2 separate regions of the Homo sapiens genome follow, and region 2 is linked to region 1. A link is a contact called in ENCODE Hi-C or POLR2A ChIA-PET data. All regions are on one chromosome and are shown on one strand. Each heading gives the region's core, a stretch centred on a gene start or an enhancer-like site at or near the end of the contact. The rest is flanking DNA. Distances are from core to core; before and after follow the strand shown.

What was found. A loop is a pair of places that touch in the nucleus more often than their neighbours do. ChIA-PET counts read pairs that join two places held with the same protein, here RNA polymerase II (POLR2A). Pooled maps may share reads with other maps.
Region 2: POLR2A ChIA-PET joins it to region 1 with 10 read pairs in PC-9. The contact joins the promoter of LINC02971 here to the enhancer-like site in region 1. A Hi-C loop is called at or near these places in 23 of 168 maps with a recorded cell type or tissue (B cell, CD4-positive, alpha-beta memory T cell, CD8-positive, alpha-beta T cell and 17 more), 37 of 37 single-sample maps with no recorded cell type and 22 of 50 pooled maps. POLR2A ChIA-PET finds 5 or more read pairs at or near these places in 14 of 52 experiments (A549, AG04449, GM10248 and 10 more).

Annotation. Positions count from the first base shown.
Region 1 is chr1:235,081,771-235,085,548 of GRCh38, reverse strand. No RefSeq gene overlaps it. Among named protein-coding and RNA genes, the nearest start is that of LINC01348, 14 kb to the right of the region's middle. RefSeq lists an enhancer at 2,467-2,989. Within about 2 kb of position 2,293, at least 37 of the 41 ENCODE cell types and tissues checked have a DNase peak (open chromatin) inside an H3K27ac peak, as active enhancers do; they include B cell, GM12878, OCI-LY7 and 5 more, where a contact is called at or near this core.
Region 2 is chr1:234,954,822-234,958,448 of GRCh38, reverse strand. It overlaps LINC02971 (long intergenic non-protein coding RNA 2971), which reads right to left and starts at 1,250. Exons shown (of 2, transcript NR_186179.1): 1 at 1,089-1,250. LNCATV (lncRNA negative regulator of antiviral signaling) reads left to right here. Exons shown (of 4, transcript NR_125945.1): 3 at 371-770; 4 at 928-1,107.

The sequences.
Region 1 (3,778 bases), core at 1,044-3,543:
AGTGAGCCAAGACCACGTCACTGCCCTCCAGCCTTGGTGACAGAGTGAGACTCCATCTCAAAAAAATACAAAAAACAAAAAACAAAAAAAGAAAACCATGGATCTGGCCAGATGCAGTGGCTCACGCCTGTAACCTCAGCACTCTGGGAGGCCAAGGAGGGTGGATCTGAGGTCAGGATTTCAGGACCAGCCTGGCCAATATGGTGAAACCTGTCTCTACTAAAAATACAAAAATTAGCCGGGAATGGCGGCGTGTGCCTGTAGTCCCAGCTACTCGGGAGGCTGAGGCAGGAGAATCACTTGAACCCAGGAGGCAGAAGTTGCAGTGAGAGAGATTACGCCACTGCACTCCAGCCTGGAAGACAGTGAGACTCTGTCTCAAAAAAAAAGAAAACTATGGATCTCGTTCTAAGCCTCTGTTTTTACACCTGATAAACATGAGGCTGAGAGAGTGAGGCTACCTCCTCAGAGGTGCACAGTGACTTAATGTCAGCGCTTGGACCCACCCTAGGGTCCTGGGCTCCTTGTAGAATGTTCTCCCTCCTCCTTGTCCACCTCCTCCTCATTTGCGGTTATCCAGACACACAACTGCTGAGAAAGTCTTTTGTTTCCTTCTTTATTTATTTTGAGGCAGAGTCTCGCTCTGTCACCCAGGCTGGAGTGCAGTGGCGTGATCTCAGCTCACTGCAGCCTCCACCTCCCAAGTTCAAGCCATTCTCCTGCCTCAGTCTCCCCAGTCGCTGGGATTACAGGTGTGCACCACCACCCTGGCTAATTTTTATATTTATTTATTTATTTATTTGAGATGGAGTCTTGCTCTGTCGCCCAGGCTGGAGTGCAGTGGCGTGATCTCAGCTCACTGCAACCTCTGCCTCCTGGGTTCAAGTGATTCTCCTGCCTCAGCCTCCCGAATAGCTGGGACTACAGGTATGCGCCACCAAGCCCAGCTAATTTTTGTATTTTTAGTAGAGACAGGGTTTTACCATATTGGCCAGGCTGGTCTCGAATTCCTGACTGTATGATCCACCCACCTCGGCCTCTCAAAGTGCTGGGATTACAGGCGTGAGCCAGCGTGCCCAGCCTTGTATTTCTTAGGTGAATAGATTTTGATTTGCAGAATTCAAAAAGGAATGCGAGTGAAGTAGGTGAAACAATAAATTTAGCTTGGAGGATCCTATGAGCCTTCCCCCTGGTGTGCTGGTCACAGCTGGTTTTGCCCAGCGCCCTTTTGTCCTCTTTGTCCTCTGCTCTCCTTTGAACATCAATCAACAAGGGCCTGATGGCATTGACAGGCTTGCCCTGGTGACTGACCACGTCTCAGGTTGAAAATGTGCTTTGGCGCCTTTTACAGGACGATGGCATTTGTCCCAGTGTGTTCCAGTGAAGCGCCTCGCAGGACCTTGATAAACTTGACTGTCCGTATCCATCAAGGTGCTTGTGCATTATTCCTACAACTGGGGAGATACCTTACCCACCTCCTTGCAGATCGTTCTAGGGAAAGGTGTTTGGCCATCTGTCTGGGAGGCTGAAGACTGGCCCTTGCCACAGGCAGGGTGCTGAGAGCTGCCCCTCTGCCCAGCCTCGTGCTCCTCTGCTGAGGGGTCAGCTCAGGTTGTCTGGAGGCACTGCCCTGCGCCTGCTCCTCGAGCCGCTTGATGGCACTGTTAGAACTGGAGAAGGGAGGCAGCTTCTCCTGAAACAGTTTCCTCTGTTCTGATCGGCTCCAAACTGTCATTTCCACCCACCTCCTTCCTAACTGAACAGAACAAAATCACTTCACAGCCTGTTGCTGCTGCTCTGCTCCCCCAGCCCCGCCCCGCCATCTGGGCAAAGATTTAGTAGCCCCTGTGCCCTCTTTCCCGCACTCATGCACCCAGGCTTCCATCCTGTCTCTCTAGAGCTTTATCATCCTGTGTGTTTTGGGGGCCTCTGCGGTGCCAGGGGCTTTGCAGGCAGAGAGAAGGCCAGGAAAACCTTATAAGAACCCGGGAATCTAAAAGAGAAAGCAGAAGTGCCTGACATCCTTCTGGCCACATGACTTGTTTTCTAGAAGAAAGAAGAAAATAGCAGTGGGAGAAGGTGCTTGGGAGGAATGGAAGGAATGTGCAGAGAGGGCAGGAAATGGGGTCTCTCGGGCGGAATCTTGGCATTAGGTTGCAAGGCTTAATGTGTTCTGTTCTTGGCTTCCCAGCTGCCACTGTGTCTAAATCCCTCTCGCAGGGTCAAGGGTGGGTGGAGGCGTGGTCTGAAGGGACGCTTGCCTTCTTCTACTTGCTTTAGCCTCTTCTGGTTCTCAGTTCTGTCTCTCTCTCTCTCTGTAGCTCTGTCACCCAGGCTGGAGTGCAGCAGTGCCATCATAACTCATTGCAACCTTAAACTCCTGGGCTTAAGCAGTCCTCCTGCCAGGAGTTTACTACTGGTACATGCCATTACACCCGGCTAATATTTAGTTTTTTCGGAGGGATGGGGTCTCACTAGATTGCCCAGGCTGGTAACTTCTGGGTTGAAGCCAGATCCTCTCACCTCAATCTCCCAAAGTGCTGGGATTACAGGCATGAGCCACCACACCTGGCCTCTCTTTCTTTTTTTTTTGCAGTGGGGGGTGGGGGTGGCTGGTGGGGAGGAGGACAGAGTCTCACTCTGTAACCCAGGCTGGAGTGCAGTGGCACGATCTCGGCTCACTGCAACCTCCGCCTCCCGAGTTCAAGCCATTCTCCTGCCTCAGCCTCCTGAGTAGCTGGGATTACGGACACGTATCACCATGCCCAGCTAATTTTTTTATTTTTAGTAGAGAAGGGGTTTCACCATGTTGGCCAGGCTGGTCTCGAATTCCTGACCTCAGGTGATCCACCTGCCTTGGCCTCCCAAGGTGCTGGGATTACAGGCATGAGCCACTGCGCTTGGCCCTCTCTTTTTTATTTATTTATTTATTTTTGAAACGGAGTCTCACTCTGTTGCCCAGGCTGGAGTGCAGTGGCATGATCTCAGCTCACTGGAACCTCCGCCTTCCGGGTTCAAGTGATTCTCCTGCCTCAGCCTCCTTGTTGTATTTTTAGTAGAGAAGGAGTTCCACCATGTTGTCCAGGCTGGTCTCAAATTCCTGACCTCAGGTGATCCACCTGCCTCGGCCTCCCAAAGTGCTGGGATTTTGGGCGTGAGCCACTGCGCCTGGCCCTCTCTTTTTTTATTTTTATTTTTAAATGGAGTCTTGCTCTGTTGCCCAGGCTGGAGTGCAGTGGCGTGATCTTGGCTCACTGGAACCTCTGCCTCCTGGGTTCAAGTGATTCCCCTGCCTCAGCCTCCTGAGTAGCTGGGACTACAGGCATGCATCATCACGCCCAGCTAATTGTTGTATTTTTAGTAGAGAAGGGGTTTGGTCTTGAATTCCTGATCTCAGGTGATCCACCTGCCTCAGTCTCCCAAAGTGCTGGGATTACAGGCATGAGTTTTTTTTTTTTTTTTTTTTTTGACACAGAGTCTGTCTCTGTCACCCAGGCTGGAGTGCAGTGGTGCTATCTCGGCTCACTGCAACCTCCACCTCCTGGGTTCAAGCAATTCACCTGCCTCAGCCTCCCGAGTAGCTGGGATTACAGGCGTGCGCCACCATGCCCAGCTAATTTTTGTATTTTAGTAGAGATGGGGTTTTACCATGTTGGCCAGGCTGGTCTCCAACTCCTGACCTCAAGCAGTCCATCCACCTTGGCCTCCCAAAGTGCTGGGATTACAGGCATGAGCTACTGCGCCCAGCCCCTTTTTTTTTTTTTTCAAAATTTATTGT
Region 2 (3,627 bases), core at 1-2,500, 130 kb after region 1:
CTCCCAGCTTATTGTGATTCAGCAAGACCCTGGCGTGTCACTTACGGGAGGTGGCCTTGCTGGGCATAGTGCCGGCCAGCCAGAGACCCTCAGTGAACAGGGGGCGTTTCCAGAGGGCCTGGTGTTTTCTGCATGGCAAGACTCCTACAGAGAGGCTGACCTGGTTTTCAGAGAGCAGTTTGCGTTTCGGGTGGCCCTGGGGGCACATGTTCCCATTGGATTCCTGCACTGGAAGTAAGCTTGTGGGGCCGGGCTGCCAGCAGTGCCTGCCTTGTACCAGGGCTTTTTTGGTATGGAAAACTTTAGAGAGGCGTCACCACCACCTCTTTTTTGCTCAGCATTTGCTCATCTCTCCCCACCTGCTTTTCAGGGCTCAAGCCTGGAAGAAGCCTTAGGACGTGGGGGAAATGTCTAACGTGGAGTCCACCTGCTGAGCAGGACCGGGTGTGAAGGAAGAAGCTTTGTTCTGATTCCTCATGGCCCAGCCACCCCTCGCCTGAGCTGAGCCTGGCCACAGGGCCCGCCTGCAGGAAGGGCTGGCCCATGGCTTCACACTGGGCTCAGGCTGCGCTAAGAGCCCCGGGTGAGGACCTCCAAGCCCAGGAAGCCTCAGTTGGCCAAAGTGCTAGATGCGTGTGGTCTGCTTTCATCCCCGCTTCCCTCAGAGCTTGCATTTTCCAAATTCAAGAGAGGCTCCACCTTCAAGAAGACCGGCCTGTCCCTGTTATTTATGTGTCCCCCTACCATATCTCCCTTTGTTCTGCAGAGCGGTACGCATAAAAAGCTTTTGGGGAAGGGGAGAAGTGTGGCTCAGTGACTTGCACAGGAAATTGGAAATTGGATCCCCAGGTCTACCCCCACTCCTCTGACTCATGCTTAAACAAACCCAACACATGCCCTGACCTTTGCTCTCTCCCTCTATTGCAGGCCATACCTGCCAGCAGCCTGCTCTCCCGGCCATGCTGCGGTTCACAAAAGTCCAGCATTTGGCTAGCTTCCTGGGGGAATGAATCTTTCAGAGCCAAACTAATGCTATGCATGCAGCTTATGATTTTTTTTTTTTTGTCTTCAACAAAGTGAATACTTACTTTTTTTTTGCTCTTTAAATTGTCATCCATTATATTCATCAACACAGAGAGATGGAACATTTGGCAAAATTATTTTAAGTAGCACTCCAACCTGTGATCGTAATTTCAAATCAAGGAATTTGCTGAGCAGCTGTGGGGAAGAACAAAAGGCCTGAGAGTGATTTAGGGCCTGGGGGAGGGGAGGCGGTGGAGTTGAAGGCCCCAGCCGGTAGCAGAAACAGCTGGGGAGGTAGGTTGTGCACACCCCGTGGGGGAGCCGGCCTTCTCAGCCCTGCCATCCCATCCACACGTGCCTCATCAGAGAGTTTTCGTCTCCTGAACATACCACATGCAGCACTTTAAAATAGATAAACTAAGAGGATTCAGATTCAGTTTGATACCCTCGCTGAGAGCTTCGGCTCGGGAGTTGGACAGGCCTGGCCTTGAATCCTGGCTCTGCCTCTCACCAGCCTCAGTTGCATCATCTGTAAAATGGGGCTAATGTAGCAATCACTTCGCAGATATTACTATGAGGTTGAGTGTTTATTTGACCCAGTCACTGGCATAGAACAAGTGTTCAAAATACTATTATTATCACCAATATGCAGAAATGTTCAATGTATACACTCGGTTTTTGCAACCAATTTATTCAATGAACATCTATTGAGCACCTGTTATGTGTTAGGTGCAGGGCTGGGTGTTGTGTGGGTACAAACACATAAAGCATAGGAATTAATATGCTATTAGATAAACTAAAAAGACTTCTATTGACTTAAAAAGTAATAATGACTTCTAAGCATATTTAAGTAATTTACGAAAGAGCCTTTCTTTTTTTTATTTTTGAGATGGAGTCTTGCTCTGTCTCTCAGGCTGGAGTGTAATGGTGCTATCTCAGCTCACTGCAACCTCTGCCTCCCGGGTTCAAGCAATTCTTGTGCCTCAGCCTCCAGAGTAGCTGGGTTTATAGGCGCGTGCCACGACGCCCAGCTAATTTCTGTGTTTTTAGTAGAAACGGGGTTTCACCATGTTGCTCAGGCTATCTTGAACTCATGACCTCAGGTGATCCACCTGCCTCGGCCTCCCAAAGTGCTGGGATTACAGGTGTGAGCCATTGCACCCGGTCAAAAGAGGCTTTCTTAACAGATGGTCTATTAGAAGCAATTTGAAAAGAAAATATAGAGTTGAAAAAAATAAAAGGGAAGCTGCATTCTTTTTAATTGTTTTTGAACTTGTTGCTTTTCAACACAGCTATTATCTAAATTAACTTAATTTCTTAAAATAAGCCCTGCTTGATACCCGGGAACCTTCAATCAACTAATTTGCAGATAATCAGACCTATTTACAAATAGTCTGGTTTGTCTGAGTGACTTTCAGTGACACATGCATACTCAGAAAGGGTATCATTTGCCAGGGATTAGTCAGTTCTGCTGAATTACAGTCTTCAGAATGAGAAGTCATCTAGTTCAACCTTTCATCCTTTTAATAGAATTTCTGGTGGATAACAGCTGAGCTTCTCCTCCGACTCTGCTAGGAATGGAGAACTTACTACTTCAAAACGTAGATGCTGCCTGGGTTGAGCAGCTCTAAATGTTCAAGATGGAATCATTAATAGGAAACTAATTGAAAAGAATTTGCATAGCACGTCTCAAGGACAAAAATCCCTTCTGTTGTTTTTTCCTTTTGTCTTGGTCTGCATCTCTGTCATTTGGTGGTGTTTGGACTGCCTGTCTGTCTTCCCTTTTTACTCCGAGCGGCGGCCTGCCCTCTGCCCCCTGCCCCCAGGGGAACAACAATGGCCCTGATCACAATTGGGTGGCCAAGCATATCATGCCGTGGAAGTTTGGAGCCAACACTCAGTTCCAGTTGCTCCTCTCCTTATTCTCTAGGGTGGCTCCACTAGGTTCTGCTTTCTCAGAAAACAGCAGTGAACTTTGTTCAGCCGAAACCCTATTTCCCAAGCTGATACTTGCTCACTGGCCTCCCCTCCTCCAGCTGCTCCCAACTGCTGACCACTTCTTGAGCGCACTGCTAGCTGCTTCTGCTGTTCCAGCACTTCCTGGAAGGCAGCTGCAAGCAGCCGAGGCAGATGGAGCCCAAGCCCTGTTGCTTGTGGTCTTGGCTTACTGAGCCTGAATCCACGACCGGATCATTAGAAAAGGGACGGTGTGTGTGCCTACCTTTGAAGCCAGTAGGCCAAAAGAAGGGTGAGCAGGACAGCGCCATAACACCTAGAGTTACTGTGTTTGGTTCACACTTCTGGTTTCCTGCAGAATTGCTAGAATTTTTAAAAAAAGGAAGCAGCAAGTTGAGAGCAACTAAAGTAAAAAGAGAAAAGTGATACAAAGGGAAAGGTTTATTTTTGGAGCTCTTAGATTCTGAAACTCCTTCTGACTCTTTTATCCTTTTACCTCTCCCTTTCTCCTCACTGGGCTCTTTGTCCTCATGGGGACTGTGCATCTCTGGTCTCACTCTAGCTCTGGGTCCCTTAGGCTCTTCTGGTTTTCTGGCTCCTGGAGTGAGCCCTTTCAATGAGGCCCTCCCTCAATTTCCCATCCCTCTT